3 separate regions of the Homo sapiens genome follow, and all the other regions are linked to region 1. A link is a loop called in an ENCODE intact Hi-C map of the cell type or tissue named here. Cell type or tissue: MCF 10A. All regions are shown on one strand. Each heading gives the region's core, and the rest is flanking DNA. Links, peaks and the distances in the headings are about the cores only. Region 1 holds the start of LINC01159 (long intergenic non-protein coding RNA 1159). Region 2 has its middle 310 kb from the start of LINC01935. Region 3 has its middle 180 kb from the start of LINC01935.

Region 1 (10,998 bases), core at 2,048-10,047:
ATTAGGAAAAAGTAAGAAAAAAATCACCCGGATGACCTCCAACTTCACCCCCACACCCCCATGGGGTTCTGAAGGCTCCGGCGCAGCTCCTACAGGCGTCTAGGAGTTGGTGGGAGAGGCGCTGCTCTGGCACCTCGCGGTCTCAGGAGTGGGGCTCAGCGCAGAGCGGGCGGCAGTGAGGAGCTCAGGGCCCGAGTTCAGGGCTAGGAGCAGGTGCAAGAACAGTGCAGCAGTGCAAGCATCAGGCAGCAGTGTTTCTCCTCCGCCGACAAAGTGGGTGGTGAGAACACAACTCTGGGAAAGGGGTAGGCGTGGATGTAAAATATAGTCAGTGACTGTTCCCCTACTTCTTGGTGTCCCCTTTCTTGAACTCAACTCAGGAGAAGCTCAGAAGCATCGCTGCAGACCTCCAACTTCCAGCTGTGGTCACCCACCGGCCAAGCCTCCCAGAGCCCAGGTCTGCCAAAGTTGGTCCAAGCCCTCAGGCCAGACCTCCAGACACCTTCTCTATCCACCCCGCACCCCTGCTGGACTGGGGTGGGCTAGGGCTTCCACTTCCCAAATGGCTGCTGCCTTGGGGCCTGCTCTGAAATTCCAGCTGGCGGGTCTGGTTTGGGCAGAGGAGGGGGAGGCAATGAGTGACACAAGCCCCCACCCCTGGTTACAAACAGTGCAAATGAGATGCATTTAGGCTGATCACGCTACTGTATTTTATGCAACTGAATGTGTCTATGTCTTGTCAACTCTTCTAGTCAGGAAGAATAGCAGAAAAAAATCTTCAAAGATTTTCTATGTGTGTGTGGTTTCCAACTATAATTCCATATAGGACAGTGGGGTGAGGGTGGGGCAGGGAGACTTGCTGACGTGAACAACATTACATAAACCCTCCAAAAATGCAATCTTAAGCCACAAAGAAAGAACTGAAAACAGGTGGGGATGGTGGTGGTATTACCTTAGACACCTAGGGGTTCAAAAACCTCAGTGGAATGAAATGGGCCTGGGGTATTCTCCCTTTGGTGCCTCCCTAGGGACAAGCCCTTTTGGCCTGGGTTATGGCTGCTAGCGAGAGACCTTGATGAAATTAGGTGGATTCCGGCTGGGAAAAGTTTAAAGCTGTAATATTTCTTTTAAAGAAACAAACTCATTTATATTTATTTTGGTACAGGGGACAGGTTCTGAACAATGTGTAGGCCCACCTAGGGGAATGTCAAGGGTGCCCTAGGAGGGGATAGGTTTTGTGACACAAAGGAGGCCCTGAAGGGGCGATGGAGTGTCTGTTCTTCTCTTTATGTCCATTTTCAAACAAGTTGTGAGTAGAGGAAGTCTGCCTCCAAATCTCACCAGACTCTCCCACCAGGTGTCCTGGGAACTGAGTGATGTGGGTCTCCTGTAAGGTAAGTGGAGGGGGTGCCAGGTTCTAGGAGACAAATAGCTTCTGGTATTGTGCCCCAGTCCTACTTGTGCAGTTCCTCATGCACTTTGGGAGAGCTCTGGAACTCCCTGTAGGACAGCTGGACAGGATCACAGAGTCAATAAACCCAGAGCCAGCACCACCACCAGCCCTTCAGGCTTCTTTGCCTCTGACACCAGAAAGGGGAACAACTGATTGTCTTTTCCCTGTTCAGGGACTCTGCCTCTCCACCGCCCCTCGCTCCCCCCCACCTCCCAGCCAGGCTTGGTGGTGGGCAGATCCCAAGCTGAACTTGTTTGCTGGGAGTCCTTGCTGGGAGTTATAAGATGAGCCTTGTGGCAGCCTCTTGCCCCCTCCTTCAAGGGGTGTCCAGGGTCAGCAGGGAATTTGCTTGAGGGGAGCCTCTGGGTCCTCTGAGTTCTCAGGGTGCCTCTTGGTGCCCTGGAACAGAAAAGAAATTGTTGTGGACACCTCAGGCTCTCCTCTTTAGAACTGCCTCTTGGGTCGACTGTCCACTTACAGAAAGTGACTAGCTTCACCTTCAGGACTCAGGGCCATCATACATAAGCTGCCCACAGTCTAGGCCAGGCCAAAGAGGCTTGTCCCTAGGGAGGCACCAAAGGGAGAATACCCCAGGCCCATTTCATTCCACTGAGGTTTTTGATCCCCTAGGTGTCTAAGGTAATACCACGCCATCCTGTTACATGTGCAGGATTCCTTCCCTGCTGTATTTCTTGGCACTGCCTGAGGTGTGAGCTGCCCCACTGCAGGGCAATTAACTCTGACAAATAGAAATGGGGAGGGGGGCTCATGGCTTCACATCAAGAGAAGAGGCCACCCAGTGCTCAAAAAGTATCAAAACTTTTCGCTGCTTAGCAGAGGAGTGTGCTTGTCACTAGCAGCTCAGGTTTCTGCCATGCAGCCTGGGCATTTCCATACCAGCCCGGTAAACACATCAGAACCAGATGCTGCTGCTGCTGCTGTAGGCTTCTACCTAGGAGGAAGGTGAAGGGGAAATATCCCAAGCCAGGGACTTGAAGTTCATTGTTCCAAACACTCCTTGTGTCCTGAAGAGCTAAACTATGGGACAATGAGCAGAGATGACCTACATCAAGATGAACTGCTGGCTCCTCCAAGTGCCCAGCTGCCTAGCCTGCCTGCTTCATGGTGACTAAAGAATCCCTACTAACTGCCCCCTCCTTTCTTCTCATGGACTGCAGCAGAAATTTATTCCCTTCCTCCCTCCAGGCCTCTTCCTCCTATCCCAGAATGAACAGGGACTTCCATTTGGGATAAGAAGGGGTGTCAATCAAGAGGCAAGGAGGGTTGGCAAATCATCTTCAGTAATAAATAAACCCAGCTACACAGTAGCCTTTACACCAATATACCGTTCTCAGTAACCTTTTCTTTTCAGTCACTTAGCTTATGACAAGCTAAAGGCATTTCAACCCATGAGCAAAAAGAAAATTCAAAACATAGGCCCAATTCCTTCTTTCTCTTTGCTGCCTGGGTTCCCCATTCTTCATTTCCTCACCTTCCAAACATCCCAATAGCCATTACCCCATCTGAAGAATTAAAACACTTGTTCCTTAAAATCGTCTAGGGTCTGCCGGATTATCAGAGTAATTGAAGACAGAAAGCACCCCTGCTCCATCCCAATTCTGCATCCAAACCAAGTACCATATATTGTGTAACCACCATCATCAGTTACACTTTGCGTAACTTGGCAGAGCCAGAAAGGAAGACTCCATTATTTACCAGCAGTAGCAATAAACTTTCTGAGAAAAATAAGTTCAACATTGACCATGAATACCTACTGGAGAACTCTTTGAAAACATTACCTGTTTTTTTTTAACCTCCTATTTTGGGGAAGGAGTGCGGTAAAAATATTAGGTAGCAGAATTTTAAAACAGCTTGATTACCTCATTTGGGTTTGGAGTCCTCAACTCCAGTCATTAGTAATAAAGTCATTAATAGTCATAATTGGTATTTAATTGCTTGATCTGATTGGTGCTTTATTCCTGATTCCATTTAGTTTCATGGAGAGGTACAGGTGGTGCAGTCAGTAAACGGAAGCCAGCCATTTGCAGGCAACTTTTCAAGCATAAGGGAAAGTACTTTTGTTATATTTGCAGACATGTGTCTCACACATTTCCCCCCTGCTTTTGGTAAACTATCTAAGAATAAACATTACAGATCTGGGCTTTAATTTCTCCAGATGGGATCATAAAGTACCTAGGAGGTGTGTGTGTATATATATGTGATATAGAATTGAGGTCACATGGCTGCTGTTCACACTGCAAGTCAAAAAGAAACTCAATGCTCAATGCGAACGCAGAAAGAACTCAACAACTGAACCGCCAGTGGAATCCAGTATCTGGGCAAGTTCACTTTATTCCTTCGCAGGAAGAGGGTCAGCGACGGCCAGCGAAAGTTTCCCCCGCTCTTTGAAGAGGGAGGTGACAAGACCTGCCAGACCTTCCCACGCGCGGGCCGCCTGGGTTCTGGGGCTTTCGTGACGTCTTCCCTCATCGCGCTCCCCACCCCCGAACACACACACACAGACACACACACACACACACTCTTCCTTGCTCGGGAAACTTGGCTTCAACCTGGCTCCCCCTTTCAAAACCCCCTGGAGAACTTCCCCTGCAGGGATGCCCTGCGCCCGCCGGCTGCGCCCTCCCTCTCCTCAGCCCTGCTCCTCCTGTCCGCTCCCCGGCGTTCTGGACTCACCCGGCACGGTCCTTCCATTCCACATACAGACAGGAAACCGGCCTCTTCGGGACAACATTTGAAACCACATTTTATCAACATCATCAAAGACCAGAGCACACACTTCGGGCTCTGAGCTCTGGAGCCCGCTTCTTGCAGAAAACCGGGTATGGGGGAAGGGCTGCAGGGGCGAGAAATCCTGCTTCCAACTGCGATTTCAGCTTTCTTATGGAAATGAACGCGACGGCCCGTTCGCCCCGAGCCTCCCTCCCGTTCCCAGCCCCTCTTCAGCTTACCCTTTCCTCCCGCTAACCCCCGCCCTCCCGGTCCCCGAGTTCCCGCGGCGGCCAGGCTGGTGGGGACGCACTCGCTCTGCGCCCGGGTCTCGGCGCGCGCGGAAACCCAGGCCGCGGGCTCCCCTCCGCCCCGCCGGCCCGCGTGCAGCATTAAATATTCATAGGGATGCTACTTTCTTAAAGGAGAACCTACCGCGCGGGAAAGTTCACAGCCAAGGAGAGGCACAAAAGAAGGTCTCCGCGCTGGTTCTCAAGGGCGAGGAGACGCATCCCTTCTTGACAGTGCGCCTCCAGACTGGCATTAAGGAGAGGACTAGGGAATGGGATCACCTATCGTCAAGTCACTTATTTTAGAGGGGTTTGGAGAAGAGGTGAACTTGGTGGTGGAGAGAAAGCGCGCTCCCTAATCACCTGTTAAACAGTTATTTTAAAATTAGCTGTCGCATCTGACGCCCTAGGGTCCCCAAGGGCCTTTTCATAAGGGAGTCTGTTTAACTTCACTGGCTTTGGGAGCGAGAAAGTTTGCCCTTTGTTTCTGGAAACACGCCCACGCAGTACGCTTAGGTAACCTTACACTGAACAATTTCCTTGGAGCGGCTAAAACCGCAACAACCAAACTTGCACCTGCGCCATTCTCTTAAAAACAGGGCAGCGGCTGTGAGCGCTGGGCCGGTAAGTAAGGGCAGAGAAAGGGGCTGTCGTGTGCGTCCCAGCTCTCCGACCCGCACGTCCGGGACCCCTTTCCGCCCGCGCACCGCGGTCACTTGCAGCCGGCGCTGGCTGCTTGAGCCCGCGGCCGGGTCGCCCGGCTTCTCTCCGGGAGAGTGGCCAGGGCCTAGGCGCTCGCTCAAGAGGGAGAGCGAAGGGAAAAGAAGAAAGTTCTCCGCCGGCCGCGCGCAGCTCCTCCCGTGAGCGCGCCCCAGCCCTGGGCCGGCCCGACCCGACCCGCGACGGGGCCACGCGTAGTGCCAGGCAACTCCTGTGCCCTGTGGCCAGCCCCGCGCGCGCACTCGCACTCACACACACTCATACTCACACCCCACGGTTCTTTTTGTTCCGGGCCAGGAGCACTTTCACAAGTGGTTAGAAAGTCTTGGGCGCCATCTAACGGGAGCAGCAAAAAGTTGACGCTGGGTGGAGGTTAGGCCCGACAGGAGCCCAGGATGGGCGGAGGAGATCCTCTCTCCCACTCTCTGCACTCCTGGGTCTTGACCCCCTGCTTCCCAATTACCACCACCAAAAACATACACACACACTCGAGAACTGAGGGGCCTCCGGAAACCTCCTTGCCCAGGGCCTGAGGGCAGCCCTGACTGCCCGCTCGGGGACCCTCCCCTGAGCCCCAGCCTTGCATGCCTTCGGGCGTTCCCTAAGGCGCACAGAAGAGGAAGGATCGTTTTGCGCCTGTCTTAATACGGACCCGGTGTCATGCAAGCTCTCGCTGGTTTTCCTTTGGCCTGTGATGGAAAGTCCGAAGAGGCCCGAGGCAGGCGCACCTGCTTCTGGAAAGGAACAGCCACGCAATTAAGGAGTCTGCAGCCAGAGGGGCTTTTAGAGGAGAGAGAGGGAGTTCAAAGAGGATAATGGCAAGGAAGCAATTGAGGACTTGGTCCAGCAGTGGCCCCAGGAGAGCTGAAACCTGCGGGTCTCCTGGGAGGAAGGGGTAGTGTCCTGAAGAACTGTCCTGGGGATTGGGAGCTGCTGTTTGGAGGACCATGACCAGTGGTGAAGCCCAGGAGAGACCTCTGGAGAGGACAAAGGAAGTTGGACACAGGACAAAGGCACCGGAGGGACTCACCCATCCAGAGGGACTGGAGCTTGAGGAGGCGCAGGCCTCCCCGCCAGGGTTCCCAGCCACCGTGAGAGCCAGTGGTCATGGGAGGTAATCGGGAACATGCACTCCTGTTGGATTAGGAGAACTGGGTGGAGTCTGAGAAGCTAGCAGAATGGGAGTGCCCCTGGCCAGATGTGAAAGCAGGAGAAGGAGGAGAGGTGCCAGTAAGGCCCAAACCTCTTCTCCTCTGACCCCACAGCTGCCATTGGCCCTGGAGTTGAACAGTGTGGGGGACCTATCTTTATGCCTTCAAGCAAAGGGTGAGGCATCCGGAAGTAGCTGGGCAGGTGGCTGATTGCAGGGGAAGATGATAGATCTCACCAGTCCAGGCTCAAAACTGTTAGAGGACTGAGGCCTTCTATCTGTCTTCCTGTGTTTATACGCAGATTAGAATACCTATTCTTTCTCCGTCACAAATGTTATGGAGGTAGAACACGATGTCAGATGTTCAAAACACTTTTTTATAGTAGTAAAATATGTATGACATATAATTTACCATTTTTACCCTTTTATGTGCATAGTTCAGGGCATTAAGTACATTTACATTGTTGTGCAACCATCACCATCATCCATCTCCAGAAGTTTTTTTATCTTACAGATCTGAAACTCGCTACTCATTAAGTAATAATTATAATTCCCATTTTCCCCTGCCCCCAGCCCTTGGCAACCACCATTCTACTTTCTGTCTCTAGGAATCTGACTACTCTAGGGACCCCATATTAGTGGAATCACACAATACTCATCTTTTTGTGACTGGCTTCTTTCACTTAACATCTTCCAGGTTCATCCATGTTGTAGCATGTAGCAGAATTTCCTTCCCTTTTAGGGCTGAATAAGACCCCATTGTGTGTATTTACTACATTTGGTTTACCCATTCATCTGTCCCCGGACACTTGAGTTACTTCCACCTTTTGGCCATTGTGAATGATGCTGCTGTGAATATGGGAGTGCAAATATCTCTTGAAGTTCTTGCTTTCCATTCTTTTCAGCGTGTACCCAGAAGTAGAATTGCTGAATCATAAGGTAATTTTCTTTTTTGTTTTTTGAGGAACTTCCATAGTTTCCCCCAGAAGCAGCACCATTTTTCATTACCATCAGCTATGCACAGGAGTTTTAATTTCTCCACATTCTCACCAACACACCAACACTTGTTATTTTTTGTTTCTTTAGTAACAGCCATCCCAGTTGGTGTGAAGTGATATCTCATTGTGGTTTTGAAACATTTTTTTTTTAAAGAGCAAATGTACAAATACAATGAAATAAGACTTGGCAAATTAGCTACAAGTTTTAGCAGAATGGAAATATCCCAATACTTATTTTAAATCTCTTTTAACTTTTGTTTTGTTGTGTTGTGTTTTTGTTTTGTTTTGTTTTGTTTTTGAGATGGAGTCTCGCTCTGTCGCCCAGGCTGGAGTGCAGTGGTGCAGTCTCGGCTCATTGCAACCTCTGTCTCCTGGGTTCAAGCAATTCTCCTGCCTCAGCCTTCCAAGTAGCAGGGACTACAGGTGTGCACCACCATGCCCAGCTAATTTTTTGTATTTTTAGTAGAGACAGGGTTTCACCATGTTGGCCAGGCTGGTCAGGAACTCCTGACCTCAGGTGATCCGCCCACCTCAGCCTCCCAAAGTGCTGGGATTACAGGCATGAGCCACCATGCCCAGCCTCTTTTAACTTTTGAATCTAGCTTTAGAAACAGGAGGAAGAGAAATGACAAAAATGGAGAGGTACACAGAACGAACACTATTGGATGATTATGTTTAAGCCCCTGGTTCTAATCAGAAGCTGGAAGTTCAAAGGGCTATATTATTAGTGAGTGCTCTTCCTTTCTTTATTTCTAGAAAGTAACCAGAGAGTCACCCTCTCTTAAGTGTAGAAGACAGAAAAAAAATGTTCCTTGTCTTCTTCCTGGATTCCTTGCTGTATTCAAATTGAAATGGAAAGAAATACTAGTGCCTTAGACATTGGCCATGTGGGTGATTGGTGGAAATCTTTGAAGTCCTTTTTCCTAGAAAAGGGCTGAGTAATAGCCACTGTGCAAGCAGGAAGGCTGTCATTCCATGCCTGGAATTCCCTGGTTTTGGAGCTCTCTCAGGGACAAAGTGCCCCTCTATCTCCTCACATGGCTGTATTTGCCATTACCCCACGCCAGGCTTACTTAGGATTTATGTGTAGTGTATCTACAAAATGTTCTATGATCCTTTTTTCCCCTTTTTTATATTAGTCATTCCTTTTTATAGCCTGGGGAGACAGGTTTGTGTTTTTATTTCCCACATTTTAAGTGAAAGTATCCAGAGTGGGCACAAAATAATAAATGTAAACGACTGTGGAGACGGGGTCGTGGCTGCGGCTCCCAGCTTGAGCTTTGACTTGGCGCATCGAACCACACTGTTTCTTTCATCTGACAGGATGGTTGGCACAGGCCAGAGATGAGAGAAACCAGAGCAGCAAGCCTTGGCAGAGACCTCGACCTCCCTTCTGCCACCAGGCCAGCTTTGCCACTTGCTGAACCGCTAGAGCTCTGTGCTGCTTTCGCTCTTCAGGGTTCAGGGGGCTTGAAGGAAGGGGATTGGGAACACCCAGCACCTCAGTCTGGCCCTCCCCTGTAATTGCTCCATCTGCCCCCAAGGGAGAAGGGTGAACTGCACATCAGGAGTACCATAACTTAAGACAAAAGGAAAAATCATGACTGTGGTATACACACACACACACACACAGAGTCATTGCCTCTTCCCTTGTTAAAGCTACTTCCACAAGAAAGAGAACCACACAAAAGGGTTATGTTTGGGGGCGCTGGGACCCGGAGACCCTCTCAGCTTTCTGAAAGGGCTTTGTAGTGCTTGGATCCAAGCCATTTGTTTCTAGAGAGAATCACGGTGGGTAGGAGCTTGCTTTTTCCATTTGCAATGGCTTATTAAGTATAAGCATCTCTCTTTCTCTCTTCTCTCTGTTTACTGAGCGATTAGCTCTCCCTCCAACTGACCCTGCCAGGGGAGATAGCCAAAGTGTATCCTTAACACACAGCTACCCTGCAAAATGCCCTTTCCATCAACCCAGAGACCACAGGCAGGACTCTGCAGTTCATTTTGGTGTCCTGTTTTTATATCAGTGGAGGATCTCCACTGATGGTGGAGTGTGCGCTAATGCCACCCATATTTACACAGCTCCATTCTAGTCACAGTGCAGAGAGAGTGGGACCTGGCTGAGACAGAGCCAAGAGAGTGATGTGTGCAGTGTGTGTGGCCTGGCTGGGAGGCCACAGTCTCTGGGCTCAATTGCCATCACTGATTCTTTTATTTTCTTTTTTTCTTTTTTTTTTTTTTTTTGAGACGGAGTCTCACTCTGTCGCCAGGCTGGAGTGCAGTGGCACAATCTTGTCTCACTGCAACCTCCGACTCCCGATTCCAGGGATTCTCCTGCCTCAGCCTCCTGAGTAGCTGGGATTACAGGCACACACCACCACGCCCAGCTAATTTTTGTATTTTTAGTAGAGACGGGGTTTCACCATGTTGGCCAGGATGATCTCAATCTCCTGACCTCATGATCCGTCCTCCTCGGCCTCCCAAAGTGTTGGGATTACAGGCGTGAGCCACCACGCCCAGCCACTGATTCTTTTCTAAGCTGTACAATGACCCTTCTTCCCACAGAATACTGTCCTTCCTGTCCTCATGGGAAGAAGGACAGGTTCCTTCACCCTCCTGGATGCTGGCAGTTAAGTAATCTGGGAACTTGTAAGCAGGACAGACTAACCAGAAACTGGCTGATTAGTAGCTGGTTGCCTGGCTGAATTGGCTGGTTTCTAGTAGGTCAGCTTGGTGGAAGGACAGATCAGCTGTGCTAGCAGACCGAGCCTTAATCAGCCAGATTCTAAAGGTCAGAGTGGAAACAAAAATCATGCAATTTACCCAAATTTTAGAGACTGAATTCAATTGTAGGATTTGGTCTGGAAATAAGAATGAATTATTTTCAATGGAGTGGATCCTTTTTTCCTCCCTGCCAGTTTCTCTACTATGCTATAGAGAAAGCCTAAGATATATCATTGATATTGTTATAGAAATATTGTCTACCTGCACGTACTACAGTATAGGCTGTAATGAAATAATTAAATCGAACTACTTTCAACCTTCTGCATATTCTCAATGGAAGCTTGGTGCTTTTATTCCACATTATGCTTTTGTGAAAAGGCTGCACTCTTACTATTCTAGTTAGAATTACTGTGTGACTGTTATATTTATTGTATGAATTTAGTGTTATTTAACACTTGGTAGACTACAAGGCTGGGGCAAATCCTGCATACAGAAGTTGGCATCTTGCCTGAGGGTTGGGATTATTTAATCTGCCAGTCACCCCATCCTTACCACCTCCTGGTGAAGAATAAACTTCTCCGGTGGAATTACTGAGGGGGGTGTTTCTGGGTGGGTGGCAAAGGTAGATTGGAGCTCTGTGCTCTGTTTGGTCCTGAGAGTCACTGCACTATGTCCAGATTTGTGTGTGTTTCACACAATACACAGCACAGCACACAACCCAGCACACAAATGCAACACACACACAGCACACAACACACTCACAACATGCACAAGCACACAAATGCAACACACAAATACAACACATAGCACACTCACACAACACGGCACACACAACACACAACATACACAACACAAAACATATACAGCACACACAACATATACATACAAACCACATACAACACACAGCACACCCAGCACACACTATACACACACACCACA
Region 2 (10,998 bases), core at 1,560-9,559, 1.6 Mb before region 1:
CCAGTTCCCCTCCGTTAATGACAGATCACACTTGACAACATCCTGAGGCACAGAGTTCCATTTTCTGAAATTACCCAGGGCAGAAATTTACCCATTTAGCACTGTCATTCCTACTTTAAGTGGCCAAAAGGAAAGAAAATTTCTTTTTATCAGAAAACACTGAATTCAGTTATGGAAAATGAGTGAGCTTCATTCTGATAATGTATACGTGGTTACTGTTCAGGATCGCCTCTGGTGCCTGGTGTCAGTCAGCCACAGTGATGAGCATGAGGGCAATGAAACCCAGAGCAGTCAAAGAGATCCCTGCTCTTTTGCATTGGTGGCTATTGTCCAGTAGGGGCCAATCTGAGCTCTTGGATTTAGTTTAGAGAGGAGGCACTACGTGCATAGAGGCCAGAGAATGACACATTCGCTGGGTCAAACTTGCAGCTGGCTCAGGATTTTTAAATGAAATTTCAATTAAAATGTTGGTTTGGTGTTTTCATGCATTCAGGCAGGGAGTAATCACTTCTGTCCAGTTAAGAGAATAAATGGGGCATTTGTTTACCCAAATCAATAACAGCAACAGTAATTTGAAATCTTTGAAAATATTTATGCTGATAATGTAAGAGACTACATAGGTGTGAGTTGAAAAGTAAATATATAAAAATGGATAACATGCATCAGATACCCATGTTGGGAAAAAATTCCGTGTATTTTTTCTTGACATATTCAATATATCTTAAACAAGGGTTTACAATTACCGGTTCAGAAGCTTCCCCTGCCTTCTTTCCACCCAAAAACTTACAGAAAAGCAAAACTTTACTAACACAAATAAGAGCTCTGAACAGCATTTGAATTCCCATCACACCACACCTGGTAAGAATCAATCTACCAGAGCGTCATCAATCATGCTGAGGCTGTCAGTTTTGACATCCTTTAAGTGTACGTTGTGTGCTTAGTGACTACATGACAGAAAATGTAAACAGACACCACAAATACAGGTATTCAGTACATATATGTGTGTGTATGTTTGTATTTGAAATATTTGGTATAAAGAAGTACAAAAAATTACAGCACACAAAACTGTCCATTAAAACACACACATGCACACATGAATGCCTGCCTGCCTCTAAGAACAAGAATGAGAAAACAACAAACAGAACAAACAAAAACAAGCAATTTGTCACACAAAATCACAAAGCTCATTCAAATAATTTACCCAAAGCAAAACGAAGTAGATCAAGTAACTGATATCAGTGTGTGCCCACCGATGAATAGATTATATTCTTATTAGCCATCCCCTTCACCCTTCATGGTGACACATCAAATTGTGACTTACTAATAGGCATTCGGAAATAGCTGGTGAGCCCAGCACAAGCCCTGTATTAATAATTCATCAGGTGCAAAAAACATGATGGTGAAGTACTTGAATATTTGAAAGCCCATGTGCATTTTTGGTTCAAACACCACCACCACCAATGACAATCAACTCAGTTTCTAATTCTATTATTAGTAGATTGCTCATTTTAATTGATTTCAGGAGAAATGTTATTCTTTTGACAGCTTATTTAATATTATTATAGCATACCCCGATTATTGAGTTCAGCAATTTTTCTCATATTTCAGAAAAAGGTATCATTTGATGTTTTGCAAAGTGCCTATTTTGAGGGCTCAGTTACATATTTATACCTGTAAAAGCCTCCGGTTCCCTTTTCCCATCCTGTACATTTCCTCCTCCCAAACAGAGGTACAGATGTAAGAAAATTTGGAATGCTAAATGCAGAACAACAAAAATAAAAAACTCAGGAATTAAAACTCCAAATTGAACCACTCTCTTCCACAAAAGTCACAGAATCTGTTTTGCTGCCAATACATCGTTTTGGACTTTGAAATATAAGGTAAAGTTCAACTATTTTCTTTTATTTTTGTATTAATTTTCTCATCTCTAACTTAGTAGATTCAAGTGTAACAGTTTCTGTAAAACTGAATCATAGCAAGAAATGTAGTATTCAAGTTTCTTGAAATATTCTCAGGATGTCAGATTCATTTAATAGCAAAATTATATCAATTTAAAAAGCAATGGAAATGCAAGAGGAAGATTATATATACACACACACTCACACACACACATTTCTGCATGTGTGAAGAAAAGTTTTCATTTCTATGTAATTTTTTGTTACCAAACCAGAATGGTAGACTCTGCTATTAATTTTGCATTGTCAAATAATTTGTCTCAAGCAAGACTTCTCAAAGTTCTGGAATAACCAACATATCTGGCCATCTGCATGACTTTAAGTCTATGCTCTATCAGATCTCCACATGGACATAATATACAGCAACAAATACTTCTTCCCTGAAAGCCTAGTTTCAAGGGATAATTTATATGTATCCACACAAAAATAATAAAATACTCTCTCAACTCTTTTCATGCTTCAAAAAATTAAGAAAAGAGTAAGCAAAAGTAGTAAAGGAGAAAGTACGTGAAAAGGAATCTATAGCTAGACATCTTTAGAAACGGTATATTACTTTACATTTTAGACATGTTTTATGTTAGCAGATGCTTAATTTCTAGAAGGATTATTAGGTATATGAGAAATCCAGCTTTATAAAGAAATCCTAATGACAACAAAATGTTGCTGTAAAATGATTATCTTGTGTTCCCCCGAAAATATTATTTTATTTTGCTTTTTCAGAAAATATAGACCTGGCATCTGGTTAGGTAACTATTCAAAACTAAACAATTCCACATGGGGTCTATCTTACTGCTAATGCCCACATTAATTCAAAGTCTAGTTTCTTATTTAGGTTGAATCTTTGTCATTACCTCATTACTTAATCTAACAATAGCAATGGGCCACAGGGACCACCCCCCCCCCCCACAAAAAGAGACATCTTTCAATTTTCATTTAAAACAACAGAATATATTACAAGTTAAAATTCACAGGGAAACTTCAGTGTAGAAGGGGGAACAGCATGCATCTGGCCCTGCGAGCTGTTTTTTTTTTTTTTTTTCCTCAAAGGTTATCGGCAATCACTGCTTTCAAAGCCGTTTTCACTGCATTTCAGATGCCAGAATATACTTCATACAGTATTAATAAAGGGTTGCACCAGAATTAATGAAAAGTTTCCATGTTCACATATAATAAAGAAGTACCTAATTAAAGGCATGGTTAAGCCAGAAGTACAGATATTGTCTTTTATATTAATATCTATTATATTTTAGCATTTACTGTGAGCCTCTTCAACTGACTGATGCCTGAAGGGAGAACTAAGAAATCGCTCAGCTGGTGGCTGGCACTGGTCTTGAAGAAAGCTAGTAAGGAACACTTTGCAGCCTTTCAGAGTTTCTCCACCAGCTGTCACCAGCTATGGGTGCTGAAAAGACCCTGTCACTTCATCCAAAGGGATTTACTTGGTCAGAAGGAAAATTTAAATACAAAGCATGCAGCTAAGAAGCCAGAGAAAAGGATTATGAGCGTACAAGCGCACATGTGTATACGACACTAATACATCTTTAGGAAATTTCAGATCCCCAAGGCCAGGATTACTGCCAGGGGCAGGGTGGTGGACCTATGCAGGGACATTTACCACTAGTGTTATTATCTTCCAACTATTCAATGCAACTTTATAGGTCTTTCCCTGAGGCCATTAAAGAAGAAGAAACAGAAAAGAAAAACTGCCATCCCCTCAATGGAGAGCAATAATTCAGGTTTTCTTATTGTTGGGAATCACCTGCATGCAAAATACTCTGTTGCCTTGTGTACTTGGTCTAATTTTCTTGCCCTTGTCCAAATTTACCAATGGGATGCATCTGATTAAGGATGGTAAAAGCAAATCAAAGTATGAGAACTTTTAGGCTCACTACTCTGCACACCAGGAGACTGAGAAGCTCATCCAAAACAAGACAGCAGGTCACTGAAATGGCCACAGCGAGGATGCTTGGGGAGGAGGTGGTGGTGAAAAGCCAGCCCTCTTTGCAGGATAGTCAAGGGCAAGGTTAAAAGTCCCTACGGAGAGTGAGGAAGTGGCAGGAAGAAGCCTACGGAATTGAGGATGCAAAAAAAGAAAAGCTAAAGGTAAAGGTCATTTTATCCAAAGAAGAAGAAAAGAAACACGGTTCAAATGTGGGCACCCAACATTAAAAGTGCGTATTTCCTTGTGCCAAGTGGCAAGGCAGTTGCATCCAATTCATGATAGCAGCAGGTGGCTTGGACAAAGCCTACCCCTCAGAGGAAATTTATACAGCCTCTGGAGCATATTGTTAGCTCCAGGAACGCAGGAAAGGGAGCATTACATAGCCAGCCAGCTGTGTAATTGCCACCAAGGCAGAATCTTGGCACAGGGGAGTGGAGGTTCTCACCCAAGGTGTGTTTTACATACTTTAGCCTCGTTTGGCCTCAAGATGAGGCCAAATAATTGTTAAGGGTATTGGTTTCAGAGGAGAAGACAACCTTGCAGCAGCGACAGAAGTGATAGAATATTGTACACAAGAGAGGAATTCACAGATGGCAAGAAAATTCCCACTCTCAACGATACAGACTGAGAAAAGAGAAGACCTGAGGTAAAGCTGCTTTGTGCAGATTTTAGGAGAAATATGTCAGAAGCTATCATTAGAAGCATTGGTAAAAAGGAGCAAGCTGTCTGGAAGTGCAGTACAAGTTGAAGAGTCTGCCTTTAGATGTCACTACAACCTCACTACTGCATTTCCAAAATTCCCATGAAGAATCAGAATAGTTTGACTCCAGCCCATGTACACTGTACACAGTTCCAGGAGATACTGCATAAGGGTCTTTAAATTTCTTCACAGAGGCTATCATACAGCGGTCCCAGCAAAGCTGATTAGGGAAGCAGCTTGACTCTGCTATAGCCTTTCTGCCACCTCCAAGCTGTTCCCACAGTCACCTTATTCACTGCGGAGGCAGGCCCCCTAGCAAGACTGGAATACAACAAATGCAGATGAGATGAGCCCTCCCCCACTTAAACCGGATGGCAATACTAAGGAACAGCTTAATGTGCACCCACAGTGATTGATACTTCCTCTCTTTCTCTGAGGGGTTGCATTCTAATACACTCGTCTAAAACTAACATTTCTTATGTAGAAATATGGCTTTGCTTTGTTTTTGCTTTTATCCTAGAGGATATCTATCTGAGGATATTTTACCTATCAGATAGATAGGTAGATGATTGATAGGTAGGTAGGTAGATACATAGATAGATAGATAGATAGATAGATAGATAGATAGATAGATAGATAGACAGACATATATCCATACTGCACATTTAAGGAATAATAGCATAACACTTCCAGATTCCTACAAATCCAAAAGGGTCATTTTCTTTTAAACAAATTCACAACAGATTCTTAGGAAAAAAAATAAGCCAGCAGAAATTGAACCGCATCATCTCAGACTTCTTTTGCCTACTTAAAAGAGGTATTTCTGTGGCAATGTGACATTTGTGCTTGAATTATTTTTTCCACAGGAAGGCATTGCAAATGCTCATAATTTAAGAGCCATGTATCCAAGGAAGTCCAACTAACTATTAGACAAAAAACTCACTCTGATAACTGGCATCCAATCTAAAATCTGGGAAAAACTTAGACAAATCAAATATCCAGTGAAAACATTACCAAATGCTGCACGACGCAACTGCCTATACATTTCTAATCAGTATTCATTTCCTGTCCTTAAAATAAACAGAAAACAGATTTCTCCATTTTCCCTAAAATCAATCTTTTGCAGTATCTGTCAGTTGCTTTCACCCAATTAGTATTCTACATTCATTTATTTTCTTTGTAAGTTAATTTTTTTTTAACATACCTTGGCATGGGTGTTTCATTCAATACTTGTAAATGAAATGACAGAAAAACACTGTGTTCCTTTAGGCCCTCAAACTTGTAACTTTGTTAATGAATTGAGATGAATCAAAGATACCTTATTAATTATTGCTTGCCTGGTAGGTTAAGCTTTGGCTTTTCACCTCACTGGCCCAGAGAACAAGATTGCCTTTGGCCATGTCCGAGGGGCTCATTAAGGCATCTCTGGGGAATGAGAAGAAATTGTTAGTGAAAAGCAATGGTCAGTTTCTCTCCCAGAGACCCAGCAGGGAAAGGAAGCCCTCATCAAGGAGAACTAACAAGACTGTGTGTACTACACCTGTAATCAAACTGGCCTGAAAATGCCTGGAGACCACTGTGCTGTCTTTGCGATTTGGGAAGTTATCTGAAAATGCTGAATCCAATCCATAATTGGTATGTGCACGCAATTATAATCCTCCAGATAGCTCAAAAATGTTGCAGTTACAAGCCTCAAGGAGTGGTAAACTTTAACATGCATGGCATAAACTAAGATATTTGATATAATAGAAGAGAAAACTATTCTGGCAGCAGAAAAGTAATTGAATATATGCCTGTTTTTTCTTAATGAGCATAATTATATACAGTTTTTTGACAGCTAGTGGACTACAGTACAGCCAATATTATAGAACATATATTTCAAGTCATTTATATTGTACACATTTCTATATGTCCGTAATTTCTATTCTGCATGAAGTGGAGAGATCTCTCCTAAGTGAGGTGAATCATGGCATTCATTGGAAACAGAGACATGTGTTGCTGCAAGTTTGGAAGGATTAGGGATTGGGAATTCTAGCAATGGAGTCATAATTACCAGCTACTTCATTCACTCACTCATTGTATTAAAAATATTTGTAAAACTTTCAAAATGGCATGTCCCCCAAGATGGTTCTGTAATGAGGCTGCAGAGTCCATGGGTTGATGTGTTGGGTGCACCAACGGAGGTCAGTCAACAACGTTTATTGATTGCTCACTGTGGGCTGAATGCTAGGCTAGGCCAACCTGCTTGTGCAGCACGAAGTGGTATTGGATGTCAATGAAAAGGAAGCCCTGAAATGTCACCAGTCCTTTTTGCTAAGACTGTCACTCTACTGAATATCTTTCTGAACACATCAGATCAAATACATTGGAAAAGAGAGGACATGGCTCCCTATGCATATTCCCATGTATATAAATTTTTCGTAAAGCAAAGTCTCCAAAACTTGTTTCTCAAGGTCAGTGAAGAATAGTACTGTCAATGGTGATAATGCTGAGAAACATGGTGTCTAGCTGCAAGGCAGGCCTAGAAAAGTTTCTGGTTTACTCAGACCAGACTGGGCTTCTTGATTTTCAAACATTCCTTGTCATTATAATGGGAGAAAAATAAAGCATGGTTATAGATTAAAAACATAGGAACAAGATTTTCTCATTATTAAAGTATATTCCTAAATATTTACACATTTGGTTAAATTAAAATTTTATGTATTTATCTTGGAAGTTGAGTTCAAAATGAAAGCAAAATCCTTGAATTTAAATTAGTGAGAGTTCTAAAACAATCCCATTAGCCAATAAATGTCAAGGTTTTTTTTTTTTTCTATAACTTCTCTCCTTAAATACTGCTTATGATTTGAAATTGATACCTAACTTCATTAGCCTAAGGAAAAAGCATGCCAAGCAAAGTTTGAATGGATTCAATAAGTTGTATTAATAAAACATGTAGATCTACAGATTATTTTTAAAAATCTAAGTTTGGAACTTGTGATGTTTCACAAGGTACTCAAACAATCTGGCAAATTAATTGTGTTATTTTTTCTAAAAAATCAAGTATGCAATCTGAGCCTACAGACAAATTGTAATAGTAAGAAGTAAAATCTATTCAAGTTTTCAATTCAAATATGTGGATCTTCTCAAGCCATCAGTCTGACGAGCCTAACAAAATAATAATGAAAAACTTAATATAAGATTTGGAAGTATTGAGATAGGACCTACTACATATAAAATAAAAATGGGAAATACATATGCTTGAGGTAACTTCTGGTCAATACACAATTCTTATGAAATGAAATTCGTACAACTTTTTAGAAATTTGCTTATACCAGTGATCCTCAGGGTTTATTATTTGTTTTTTTATGACCCCTAAAGAGCCTTTGTAGATATTTTATTTCTAATTGTTTCCCTCCCCATGAAATCGTATTAGTTCAGATATATTGTGTATCCGTTGATGTGCTGTAGTCCTTTAGAGAGCCATAAAAGGTTATAATAGCTAAGATTTTTTTTCAGCTCCCCCCACCCCCAAGAATCAATTTCACCCCCTTGGGGGCGATATTGTCCCTGCTGAGAATACATGGCATTCACTAATTCTAATTTCCAGACAGGGGATGGATATGTTTGCTGTAATAATCTCATCCTTTTTTTTCTCTTATCAATATATCGTTGCTAAATGATAAGCAGGGAAACTTCGTAAACTGTCGTTGCAGATCTTAGAAGGGAAAGTGGCATGAAGAAATGAGAGAAATCAATTTGGGGGATCGTGTGGCAGATGTAGGTTCATTCTATAAGTGCGTCCAAGAGCAGAGTCTTAAATCAGCACCTCTAATTTGAGATACGGCACATACATTGTAGCAACAGTGCATGTCTGCAGCGCAAATAAACAAACACCCACCCCCGCCATCCTGGCTGGTCTCTTGACCTGCAAGGCTGCTTTCCAGCCTGTGGGCCCCATTCGGAAGCCAAGCAGGTGAGGAGCAGCGAGAGCGCTTTTGATGTTGCCAGCTCCCTTTGCCACCCAACTTTTTTCCCCTCCAAAACCTCTTAGCAAACTTCAAAGGCCTCCTTGCTTCTTGCCTTAATCCAGTGCACTGAGACCTCCAGTTCAAAGAACTTTCCTTAAACCCTCTTCTTAAACGGCAACCCAAACTTTTTTTCTTTCCTTTCCACAAAGTAGCAATTACAGCTCCGTTGCGTGGCGATTGGGCTCGGCCGATCCGCTCCTGCTATTAATTAATCTCACAAAGGGGGCTCATTTCCTGGCATTCAAATTGACAAGAGACCAGAGAACAGAAAACCCTTTCAAGCAGTTTCAGCTCACCGAGGGGAAGAGGTATCAGAGGAGAGAACCCCACAGTATTTGAGGCGGAGGGCACATTTGATACTCCCTGTACATTCTGCTGATTGAATGATTTTTGTTCACGGAGAGCTCTTTACTAATCTTTTACCTGCAAAGACTTAAACAGAAGGCAATGCAGCAGAAATGTAGCTAAATTTTTGACAGAGGAGATTTACAGGAGCCACTTCCCGATCTCAGCCTACCGAATGCATCTTCTTGAATATCACACTTCACTTTAAACAGAAAGTGTTCACTTTACTCACACAGAAAAGCCCTTGGAAGAGGAGGAGATGAAGAGAGGCAAGAAAGCAGCATAACAGACAAGAGATTAAAGCTTTTTATTCAGTATCTCTTTCGTATTCAAATTGTGCTAAGGGCTCTGTGAAAGTTAGAAGCGAGCTTGTTCAGGAGGGCTTCTAAAGTGTGTACATGGATTTCATGGGAATAGAAAAAAAGCCACAGCCTGGGTAATGAAAGAAAGATAAGATGTCCTACATAAAACAACTCAAGAGTGGTTCAATTACTTCAGCAAACCATCAAGGCAAGCTTTGAAGATTTGAGAAAACACTGTTAAAATTTAACAAAAAACTCATGTTGCAGGTTTTGTACCAATAAATGTTTGTATACTCTGTGAATTGCTTAAGTTATATTCCCCCTGCGTGAATATTGTTTACGTCTTTGGTTTGGGGGTGGATGGGACCAATGCATTTTGACGACACCAGCTATAGAAAAGGAAAGTCCTTTATCAAAGTAAAAAGAAAACAAAAATACTCAGAATTATTTAGAGTCAGAGATTCAAAAAACCAGGTGTCTTTGATTAAATGAAAATATGCTGGTGAATCAGAGGTCCCTCAATGCAGTTTTAGTTAACATTGAGTGGCTGGGTTTTAACACAGATTTCATGCATACAATGAAACGAAGTCTTTACTAGAGAAAAGGGCTTTTTTACCTGCCTTCATCTGTGAGGTTGAAAATACTTGTGTTAAACGAAAGCAAAAAAGCTTCTTCTTGTGTGTGGAACAAGATAAGAAGGAGCCTTAAATGTTGTTTACAGAGGAAGCGAAACAGTTATGGTCTTCAAAATTCTTCAAACCTATGTCACATTTAACAGGGTATTGCCATTCGTTTTGCGATGTGGATGTGTCCTCTAAGACATCTCTTTTTTTGTTAGCATGGGCAGTTGTCTTATTTGATATTCAATCCCACCATGATCTTATCTGTATCGTGATATCGAATCAACTGGGGACTTTTTTAGGGTTTCTTTCTGTTTCTTTTTCTGGTGGCTTCTTTGTGCCTACATTGACTGTTCTTCATAGCTCCAATCAGAAATGCAATAAAACTTCAGCTGATGGAAAATTCTTGGAGAGAATGTTCAAAAAGCATCTTAAATAATTTTAAACAGTGTGTACTTTAGTGTTTCTTAAAGTTTGGTCCAAAATGTATTAAAAAATAAGCTCAAACAGTGATCTCATATGCAGTTCAAAAATTAATATGGAAATTTTCATTTTTTTAATCAAAGGCTCTCTTAAAAGGTAATTAAAATTTTCTCAAATCATCTATCAAATGTTATGTTTTCAATTATGGTAGGGGAGGGATTGTGACTCCAGTCAAATGCAACACATCTTGTGTAACTAAAGTCAATATTATAGAACCAAATTCATTGTGCAAGCCTGTGAAATGTAGAACGAATTTAAGTTTTACGTTTTACACAATTGCAATTAATTTTTTAACATTTTTTCTAAAGTCTGTATGACCCAGAGTCTGTATACATAAGCTACATTTAGTTTTATGTCTTTAACTGGAAAAAAAAATGCCATCCTCAAAAGTAGAGCCACATGACCAACTGTTAACTTACAAAATAAAGATAGCAAATTTAATTTAAAAAAAGGAAAACAGTAGCTTTATGATAAAGATACCCTTGTGTAATTGGAAACCTTGGAAACCAGGAAGTCTCTGTGGCCCTTGACCCCAGCTGAGTCCAGCACAGTATTGAAGAGTCACCGGAGCGGGAACAGGTGGTAGTCTGCAGGTGGCAGGGGGCACACAGGTCCTGCACACTGATCTTGGGGCTTCTTAA
Region 3 (10,998 bases), core at 695-8,694, 1.7 Mb before region 1:
TAGGTGTGTATTGGGTTCTTCCCATGTCATACTTCAAGACTTTGTGATTCAATTTGGGACTGGTAATGGTATTTCCCAAAGCTTAATAATATCCATCATCATTTAGGTACTGGGATTTCAAGATGATCACTAGAAAACTACTTATGAAGTACTCTTGGCATCTTGCATTTCTCTGAGGGAGCTGGAGAAAGTGGCCAAAGCTGTAAGCTAAGTGTTTGCTCATACAGTTTGCCTTAGATAGGGATCACAAAATTTGGACTTCTCTCCCATTCTACCGATCCAGTACTTCCAAACATATTACAGCTTTAAATTCTGTAGGGGACTGAAGGACTACTTAGAGAATGAAGAGAAAAAAGTGACTATCCAGTTTAATTTTTCTAAACCACTCCACGGAGCTCTAGTAGCTTCATGTATAGCAAATGGAAAATTCACTCTGTTTAGAGCCTATCCTCACAAGAAAGACATTTGACATCAGAAAACCCTAGGCTACCCACCTCCCGCCCTGCCATGCTCAGGAGCAAATCTCTGACTTTATGAAGTGGACAGTTTTTTGTATACTTTTGATAGGTTTGTGTGTGTGTGTGTGTGTGTGTGTGTGTGTGTGTGCAGTGTGTTGCCTGCTCCCTGGAATGCCTTAGCACTGGAAATAGATTCAGTCTCTTCCCTTTGATTTCCACAAATTCCTTAATTTTTTCTTGTGTTATATTTTGTGGAGCTTCCGGTTTGGGTTTCTTGCTGTGATGTGGGAACCCTGTTGCACTTCTGGAGTTATTTTTGTATTTTGAAAGTTGTCAGTAAGTTACTGAATTCTTTTGGTTTCCATTTTATATTCCTTCATTGAGGTACTAAATTTCCTTACACACAAAAAAGGAGCAACATAACAAACAAATAAAAGCAAAGCACCGAAGCGGGTGGATCACTTGAGGTCAGGAGTTCGAGACCAGCCTGGCCAACATGGAAAACCCTGTCTCTATTAAAAATACAAAAATTAGCCAGGCATGATGCCGAGTGCCTATAATCTCAGCTATTTGGGAAGCTGAGGCAGGAGAGTTGCTTGAACCCGGGGGGCGGATGTTACAGTGAGCCAAGATCATGCCACTGCACTCCAGCCTGGGCAACAGAGCAAGACTCCATCTCAAAAAAAAAAATGAAGCAAATGATAGGGGAAAATACCTATCAAGTGTGTGGTGGGTCCTTCCATCCACATAGGGCTTTCTCCTTGGTGTAGGGTTTTGTTGGAATCCCTCTCCCCCAGTTTTGGACTTCCATAGCTGGCAGCTCCTTTCTAGACTAGAACTTTCCACTGCTGGAACAGGGAAGCCACCTAGCTCCTGCTGAAGGCCAGCTTTTGGGTGATGTGACAGGCTGAGCCTTGCTGTTTGGGTCTTATGTTCATTACAAAATAAGTTTCACCAAGCTATTGCTTAGGAGTCAGAGAATGAAGTTTCAGTTACTATTCACAGAGAAGAATATAATCTATATTAATGAAGTGGAGCATTTGGCCAGGTGTGCTATAATCCCAGCACTTTGGGAGGCCGAGGTGGGCGGATCATGAGGTCAGGAGATCGAGATCATCCTTGCTAACACGTTGAAACCCCGTCTCTCCAAAAAAATACAAAAAAATTAGCCGGGCGTGGTAGCAGGCACCTATAGTCCCAGCTAGTCGGGAGGCTGAGGCAGGAGGAAGACATGAACCCGGGAGGTGGAGCTTGCAGTGAGCTGAAATTGTGTCACTGCACTCCAGCCTGGGCAGCAGAGCAAGACTCCGTCTAAAAAAAAAAGAACTGGAGCATTTCACCATAGGTTCACAATACTTGACACAGAAAGTAGAAGGTATAGAATTTTAAAAACTCATGCCAGTCAGGGAGCGGATTTTCTTTTTTGTATAGGGGAATAATCTCTTCTTTGTTCTATAAATGAAGAAGATTGGATTCCCTGCCTTAGGGGAAGGTAGAAGCTTTTTGGCTCACTGAAGCCTGAACTTTTTGTAAGAGCCCTTGATATATGGGGGTTCTGCAGAGAAGGGATCCATCCCCCTGGTAAGTGTAGTTCAAAGTGGGAAATTTATGTTCCCTGAAATGTTTAGAGAAAGTTCAGTGCTGATAACATGAACCCAAGACCTCCTCAGTGGGGGCCCTGAGCTTGGAAGCCCTTTTGCTCTTGACTCATGATAGCCTTGGGCTTGGGGGAGCTGAGCATCCAGTGGGTACCAACAGAATTCTGCCCTTGGATCCCAGCATAAGCCATTGCCACAGAACCGGCGGGGATGTGGGCCATGGCAGGCATCTACCCCACAATGCACAAGTACCCACCAGGCTCTACTAGGTCCCTGCCTAACAGTGACACCTTGTGACAGCAGAAGAGGCAGTGTAACTATTATCTCAGGGGCCAGAATAGTCAGCTATTAATAAACCGGAAATACTTTTTACCATGGACCTAATCTGGAGTTTAAAAACTTATTAGCAATGCCCCACATATGTTCCTTGCTAATAACAGTGTTGGCAGATGGGTTGATTTGATAGCAGGGAAACTTTCACATCCTCTCCCCTTAGATCAGTAGGTGTGGGGAGAGAGGCAGGTGGTCGTAAGACACCAAAAGCAACCCCACACATCCAAGCTCATAAATTACCCGTGGAGTGACGTTTACAACTCTTACTTAACGATTTTAAAATACAACTGGGTTAACTTAGGGAGTCATTGAATGTTAGTTAGGCTGATGAACTGAAAAGGCAGTGTGCATGTGTATGTGCCTGGGTGTGTGTATGTGTGTACGTGTGTATGTTCTACTGTAAGCCCTAGTGGAAACTCTGCTATGGTCCCACTTCACTAGATCATCCTGGCTCATTCAGTGGAGGGCATCAAATTCACAGGCTTAACTAGGAGAGACTGACTTTTGTGCCTTGTCTGTGCTTCAGAGCATCCACTGGACTCCAAGAAGCCTATGGTCAGCTGTAGCCCCCATACACACAAAAGAATTTTTCTTGCCCACTCTACCTAAAACCAATCTCTTTCAGTGTGACAGAGTCTTGAGAATCTGTCTGATTCTTTGGTGCTTCATTCTGAACTGGTCCTTTTGTGGAAGGTTGAAATGTCCTCAGTTGGAATGCTTCCTGTTCAGGTCACTATCACTGATGTCTGAGCCTGGGAAAAGTCAAAGGATGCTCAAGGAGTGAGGTTGTGTTGATTATTTCAAAGTAATTTTATAAAAATCAGGCCAAAAGATGGTAAACTACAGTTCTCTTTTACTTAAAGAACATCATATTGAGAATTCGTTAACAGTCAAACCAAGCAAAGTTTCTCCTACCTACGGTCAGTGCAGTATTTTGAGAAACAAGTGGAGAGTTATAAGAAAAAGTCACTGTGCTATTGATCTGTGCTAATGGCAACGCAGATGATGACAGCAGATGAATTTAAACGTCTGAGCTAAAGAATTGTGTACCTTTTGCCCTAAACATGGAGAAAATTTAAAATGCTCTAAGAATCCCCTTGTTCTAACCTTTCTTTCTCCACTTTTTAACATATGGAGCTTTCCTGCAATTTAAGCAACCACATTCCAGAACACTAGGTTTAGAGAAAAGATAGGCTAGAGTAGAAGCAAACTGACAATTTATACTTTTTTTCTGCCTTCTATATAAGTTAGTGCCTGTTAATTAACCGGTGTGAAAAATTCAACATTACAGGGTAGGGTTATTAAACATTTTTAGGACCAATACAGTGGCAACAGCCTCAATCAGTGTAATGTACCCTCCTACAAGTAGTGCTTAATTACAGGGATTAGCAAGCAATGACTCTTTTAGTTAGCTTTAATTTTTCCAGACATATTCCAGCCAAAAAGCCTGGCTCCTCCATTTCACTGGTGTGTATGATACCAATGCGGAATCCAGTGGCGAGAAAGCGACTAGAAGACAATCTATATAATTGGCTGAAATGACATCTCTGAGGAGCAGATGCTCTGTAATCTTGCAAATCAAATTAAAAGCAAAACAAACTATTTCCTTTTAGCTGTGACCGAATTCAAATGTCCTTTTGGTATTAAAGGAGCAAAACAGTCTTAATTGTTTATTGATTATTCAAATCATATAAGCCTTAGATATATTAGTGTGGTTTAACTGGTTGTTTTTTAGCACAGGGGTCAGGGCTTAATGGGAAAGCCGGGTGCCAAGAGCTAAGAATCTCTGCTGCGTGAGAATGAGTCTTGATGTGCCTTCTCTGTTTGGGACGACCTGGGATGTGGAGCGCAGAGGTGGCCCCTTCATTAACCTGCGGGTTGCAGGAGCATTATAAGTAGTTTTTCTAGCTGACTGAAAATGAGCCTTGAGACCTCTATACGGAAACTTCTGTTTGGTCTTCCTTGCTGTGGAGACACCTGCCAAAAGTGAGCTGGCAAAGGATAAGAAGCAGAGCGGGGTGGGGGGATCCTCAAAGATGATCCGTTGCTACCCAAATGAGTTTTTGGTCAAAGTCTTTGAGCACAGTGCAAGAATGAAAAATAGAGTGGGAGGAATATTTTTCAGCTATTTTGCAATCTAATAATGTCAGCTTTCAGGATTGAGGAGAAGGAAAATATGGAGGGCAATGGAAAGGATTTAAGAATATTCTGAGATTAAAATGTTATCTTTAAATATTGTACTTCAACTGCACAGCGACCAAGGACTTTCATGCTGCCTGCCAAGGGTGACTAAATCTCAGTTTCCTTGTAGTAGAAAGTAATTAGCTGTTCCCTGCCACCACTAGGTGGAGATGTAGGTTTACACAGAGCTGACTCCCTGGCTAAAAATGGCCTGTGATGGCTGAAAAATCCTTAAGGAAAATTTTAAATGTTCAAGATTGATCAATTACGAACCATGTTGGTCACAAATTCACACTAATCTTTAAGGGTCCATCCCCTTAGATTTTAAAAAATCCTACATCACACAACAGCAGCAAAAATCCTTCAGTGTGCAGTTGTAAAGTTGTCCTTGTGAATTAGAATTATTATTTTTTAAGCCATAAGCTCTGATGTTTAAGACTCTGAGAGAATAATCACGCCATGTTATAAATTGTCTGCTGCCAATACACACATATTTTCCTTTATTCTCACACCAGCTGCTAGCTCATGCTATCAGTGGTCAGGAACAAACAAACAAAAACCACCCCTAAAAAAAACAGCACAGAGCTTCCTTTCCAACTTCACCCATGGAAGTGTGCCAGGAACTGGCAGGAGTTGGGAATTGTGTGTTCGAGTTTAAGGGGTTGTTTCTAAATGTAGTACTTTTTGAGAATCTCATTACCTCACATCTTGATGTGTGAAGTATGATTCACAGCGCAGTTTGCTAAAGGCTAGTTAGCTCTTGTCTCAGCGGTCTTAGGTGTCTAATATCGTATTAATCAAACCTTAGTGAAATGAAGCATTTCAGTTTGTTTTGGCTAAGCCTCTTCTCTCTACTGAGTTGACCCCTTTTCTTTTATGTAAACTTTTCTATACCCATTGGTGGATGGCATGGGCTATCAGATGGCTTCCAGAATAGACAATGGATACCAACCGTTTTCTAGAAAGGCAGAGAGTCATTTATTATTCCTCCTTTCACACTTTGTCTCCCAGATGAAAATGCTTCTGAAGTTCATTTAATCATTCAGTCACATTTTCTCTCCCCCCCCATTCTCTTGGTCTCTTTCATAGAAAGAATACCTCATAGATTTCATCTAAGTTGCCCATGTAACCCTACTCTTCAGAGGGGCTATTCCACCTGCCAGGATCCCATTTAAAGACCCAATTTTCTCATGAAGAAAAGGGACTCTCCATTTATGTCTGGGAAAGTTCAAACAGCAATATAGTCATTGCTTCATTGCAATTACGCAAGTCAAAATCTCTTCCAAAATGAGTATCAAACTTGAAAAATGGTGAATTTTGATAATAAAGCCATCATGGCCAAAATACATTAAAATTCTTATTAAATATTTTCTCCTTAAAATTTCAAAATGCTAAAATTTTTATTACTGTGCAGATTAATCTATGAAGAAAGGCAGAAGTCATTTTTAGTGCCCCATATTTACCAGTTTAAAAAAAGAAGGAACAAACAATTAAACATTTAAAAACCAAAATTTATATCTAAAATATTGCTTTCCATTTTGCCATTAATTTGTGTCTATAATAAGGTAGTATTAAGGTAACCTTCAATTTGTTTCTTTTATGTACACACCCACAATTAGGACCATACAAAATCAGATAATTTGTTCACAACGAGCACTATGTAAAGGGAAGCCCCATTTTTTAATTTCAATGATAGACTTTTTAAAAAATCATATTTTATGTCAGTAGATGTCACATTTATTAGATATTTTCTGATTCTAGGGGAAGGGGACTAGGTGTGGAGCACATCCTTCCTTGAATAGACATTAAATGCAGGCACGTTATGAGCAGAGCATTGCACGAAGGTTGAGGAGGATGCAGGGCTGACCAGCCCTGTTCTAGACCTACAGGAGTCTCATAGGCTAATCACAGGGTTCATGCATTTTAGGAACACCAACATCAGCATGCTACAAATATTATCTGTAAAATGGCTATTCTCTCTTTAGCAAAAGGAGCCTTAGAGTGTCTGGTAGAAATGTGAAATCTTTTATCCACAGGAAAAAATAAAACTTACCTTTATTAATAAGATACAACTTGTGTGTGTGCTTAATATGTGCTAGAGACTATACTGATTTAATCCTACAAAAGCCCAATGAGATGGGTACAATTATTGTTCTCATTTTGCAGAAGAAATTGAGTAACATAGAGGTGATGGAAGGTGCCAAAGAAGACACAGCTAATGAGTAGCGAGGCTACAATTCATACCTAGGTAATCGGACGGCAACATCAAGGATCTTACACGTTTTGCTGTCAAATACGAGTTCGTATTTGCTTTCAGTATCTTGTAACTTTTTTAATGAAGTTTTTCTTAAATAACTTGAACATATTAGTTATCCACAGAAATACCTTATAGAAGTACCACTTTTTTCAGAAGAGAAGCATGTATTTTTTTTCCTCAGCTCAAGTCCTCTTGCATATAATGCTATATTTAAAATTTAAAAATGACATTTTTAACAAGTCACTAGTTCTTTCAAAATAACTATAAAATATATTTTTAAAATTTTATTGTGCTGGTACACTGAATTCTAAAACCGTACACTTATATGAGGAGCGATAGTTGGAAAAACTGTAGTTATTTATTAGTCAACATTATTCCTTGCCATAGGTAGAAATGAATTAAGATAATAAAATATTTTAAGAATAAAACTCCATATTGATAAGTGAAAAGAACTGTTTCAAGCAATACTCAAAAATATCTGTCACACACACATTCAACACACGCATGAGATTGCTTCTGTGCAAAGTCATATGATCAACATGAACTTTCTTTGCTCAAGGGAGACGGACACTTTTGAATCATGAATATTGATAAGAACTAGTCCAGTTTAAAAGTGAAAGTCAAATTTCAGGCAAACTAAAACTTAGGAAAGTCCATATCTAGAAAAAGCCAAATCAGAACTTCATGCATGCCAGGAAGAAACGAAATTTCACTCTTTCCTCAAACTCCTCACTCTCCTCAGTGAGAGCCTGTCCCCTTTCATCCTGCATAAGTCTAAATACCACCTAATCAGTTACAGATTGGGAGGGAAAAAGGAGTGCTTGCCTAATCAGCTTTCTCCTGAAATATTAAATATTAAGAAAGGTCTCAGGGGAATCAGTCCTTGATATGATAACTCACTGATGTGTGTGTTCCATGTGCCGACACAAGCATACCTTCTAAGAAGCCAGTAATCATGAAACTTAAGGGTCATGCAAAGAAACCTCACGTTAAAACAAAAAAAGGATTGGATTGGTAGATGGAGTAGGGAGGAAAATTAGTTTCAAGAACCCTTCTTAACTAACCAATTATTTTGGCTTATCTTGTTATCTGTAATAACTCCAGCTGGACCCCAAATGAAACGTTCAAAGAAAGGCAAGCAAGCACTGCAGAAGAGATGGACTCAAATGGACTAAAAAGGCAGAGCTTGTTTTTGGCTGTAGCGCCCTTTTGCCATGACAAAGCTGGGAAAGGAGACACGCAGTCTGTCGCATTTATTTCTGATCAATCTACATAAGAATTGTCAGGCTGGCACGTTGGATTACTGCTGACTTGTGAGTTGAGATCCATTTGCTTCAGGTTTTCACTTTTCATTCTTAGAAGCCCTGGTCATCTCCACAGAACTGTATTTTGTGGATGTTTTCATTGTTGGGAATGTTGATCAAATTAGGTGGAAAAAAGAAAAAAAAAAAAAGGAACATGACCACCTTGAGATTCTCCTACATTGACAGAGCACACGTTTGATCAAAATGCAATGTCATTCGTCTTTCGTGGCTTTTTGTCGATCATGTTTGCTGGAAGGATAAGTGAACTCCATGAAAAGACATTTATCTAAATTATCCTGATAAAGTGCCATCACTCTGGGTAAAAAGAAAAATGAGCGAGAAGGCCAGACTCTACGCACATGCCTTCCACTTGAATTAACCGAGGAAAAACATAAAGACACATCATGCAACTAGTATTTTACATACATATGTGTGTGCGTGTAAACTAGGATCCTCTGTGCTAAAAGTTATCTTTGTGCTTATTCAACTCTTAAAAACACTATCAAAATCCTTATAATATACCGACCTTGATATAAACCAAGAATCATCACCGGCTCACTGATAGAAAGCCAGTAACCAAATTGTAAACAAATATAGGTAATGTCTGAGAGTCTATGTTGACAAGTAGATAAGAAGATAAATGTAGAGTTTTTCTTAATTAGCCTTTCTTAATTAAAAACAGGAGCAGTATTGTGATCAAAATGAACTCTGGTGGGAGCCTGGTCACTTGGTCTTCTGGGTATCACTTGAGGAAAATTAGATTTTTTTTTTCCCTTCTAGGATAAATTGTGCACTAAAGAAGGAATAAATGGTGTCTGTGAGCAGTGTCCCCTTGGTTTTTATCTGCGTGAGATGGATGTGCCTCTTGTCGTTTTCAGAATGGCGTGGGGGCAGACTTAGCCATCATTAGCACCCCAGGATGGATCCAATTCACTAATTACTTATGCTGTCCTGGTTCACTGAGATTTAAGTACCAAGTCAATCCCATTATCTGCAGTCTCCCAAGCTTGCCAGAGCCATCCGTCTTTCATGGAAAAGAAGCACAAGGGTTATCAATTGGGCCCTGCAAGACTTGGGATTTTCCTACTTTGGGAGAAGGCAAGATTAGTCCTGACTCAAGTCCAGGCCCCTCTAAGCCGCCACTTTGGATGCGATAAAAGAAAATGGTGACAATTATCCATAACTATGTGAAACACCAGGAGGGGAAAGGCAGGGAGCAAGGGGAAGGGAGGGGCGAAAGGGAAAAAATAATAATAAGGAGAGGTAAAAACGCACAGAAAAGAAAGAATTCCTGCTCCGCTGCAACACCAGGCCTGTGGTTCCAGGCAGTTTTTCACATCACCTCTGAGCTACAAATGACAATTCATCTGTTACAAACACATGATAATATAGTCAGAAATCAGGAATTAAAATATTCTGAAGGCCTGAGGCCCCCTCAAAGAAGAGGGATGGCAGGGGAGGGGGCCGCAGGAGGGAGAAGCCGACCCGGGAGCCTCCTGGGAGGGCCTCCTCACATTCGCCATGTTCAGTGTCCCTGGGCTGTGAGGCCGGGCCTCTGCTGTGTGGGATGGGTGATTGGCACCTGCTCTGCGGAGGGGAAGGGCCTGGCAGCTCCTGGCAGCATTGTCACGTTCATTTGCACACTTTAGGAAGCAGCAGTGTGGCTACTAATACAAAAAAGAATCTTCTAAGCAGCATGACATCTCTTGGAATGGAATATTTGTCTTTACAAATGATTGCTCTGCTGCCAGCACTTGACACGGTGCTCGCAAACATGTGTAATTGTTGGAAGTGTAATGATGATTATTTGCATATTTAATGTTCAAACAGTACTGAAGAAGCAACCTAGACTAAACCTTTTAGGGGAAGATTTGAATATGTTGGGCATCAGCCTGAGGAGTCCCAGGAAGGAGGAGGCAGCCAATGGAGAGCAAGTGCGGGAATAATTGGCTTAAAGTTCCACTGCACCACCCTGCCTTGGTGCCTTTATTCGTGTACACAATAGCTCTCCCTGGGCCCATATGGGGTAGAAGTTCACCAGCATCAGAAAGGTGCTTTCTCTTGGCTTTAGTTTAAACATTAGCTGCAAGACATCCTATTCCAGCCTGGTTTTACATTAACCAACTGTGAACCCAAGAACAGTATCCAGGAAATAGGGATGTGGGTAGACGTAGGAGGGAAGATAGGCATGGAATTCATTCCACTTTTTACCCACAGGCAAGTGGAAATTGTCCACTCATCTCTGGATCCCCCCAAAAAAAAACATTCTTAAGGAAATTATCTAGCTGAACTATTAAAATGGCATTATATTGAAATTTGTAAAAAGAACATTTGATTTTCCTAGAAAGTAAATGACTTCTAAGATTCCTTTCCAGTTTTTACTTGGTTGGAACCTTGTTCGATTAAATGTGCTTTTTCTCACAATATTCTTTAGAAATAGAAAGTACTGGGTAATTTGAATGAAATTAGAAAGATCTCTATTCCCAATTCCCCACCTTCCTCAAATGTAGACCCCAATTCACCCCTATGGTGCCCAGGTGTGAAGTTTAATGCTTTATCTTTCTGCTTCCAGGCTGTGACCACTGAAGTTTGCAAGTTCACCTTGGATTCATGGGGGCCTTTCCCCAAAGTAGCATCCCTTGTAGGAAACATTGCGGGAAATCCAGAACTCAGAAAGTGCCTATGCAAATGACATCCCGTTGCACCTAATTTCTTACTAGTGACAGAGCCACTGGCCCTGGGCACCTGGCGGCCTGCCTGCCTTTCCAGCCTGTGCTAACCAGACTCTCACAGCAGGCTGAGCTGTGCTTACCCACACATGCGAACGCATCTTGAACAACTTGAAGCACGGAGATGGGGCGGCATGT

Evidence for each region. Peaks named below come from ENCODE experiments on the same cell type or tissue, not always from the same donor. Only the 100,000 strongest peaks of a DNase experiment are listed, where the experiment ranks them.
Region 2: a loop joins it to region 1, with 6 times the contacts of the local background. A loop is called at or near these places in 3 of 110 quality-filtered maps.
Region 3: a loop joins it to region 1, with 14 times the contacts of the local background. A loop is called at or near these places in 19 of 110 quality-filtered maps.

The regions. Positions count from the first base shown.
Region 1 is chr2:104,868,099-104,879,096 of GRCh38, forward strand. It overlaps LINC01159 (long intergenic non-protein coding RNA 1159), which reads right to left and starts at 4,497. Exons shown (of 2, transcript NR_110373.1): 1 at 4,148-4,497; 2 at 1-294. It also overlaps a transcript of POU3F3 not described here. RefSeq lists an enhancer at 4,178-4,903 and a silencer at 5,209-5,318. In MCF 10A, for the core only: a CTCF peak has its summit at 5,513 (motif pointing left); DNase peaks (open chromatin) are centred at 5,003 and 5,503.
Region 2 is chr2:103,284,628-103,295,625 of GRCh38, forward strand. No RefSeq gene overlaps it. Among named protein-coding and RNA genes, the nearest start is that of LINC01935, 310 kb to the left of the region's middle. RefSeq lists an enhancer at 8,273-10,136. In MCF 10A, for the core only: a CTCF peak has its summit at 4,663; no DNase peak of the experiment used is centred there.
Region 3 is chr2:103,156,895-103,167,892 of GRCh38, forward strand. No RefSeq gene overlaps it. Among named protein-coding and RNA genes, the nearest start is that of LINC01935, 180 kb to the left of the region's middle. In MCF 10A, for the core only: a CTCF peak has its summit at 4,726 (motif pointing right); DNase peaks (open chromatin) are centred at 4,737 and 5,237.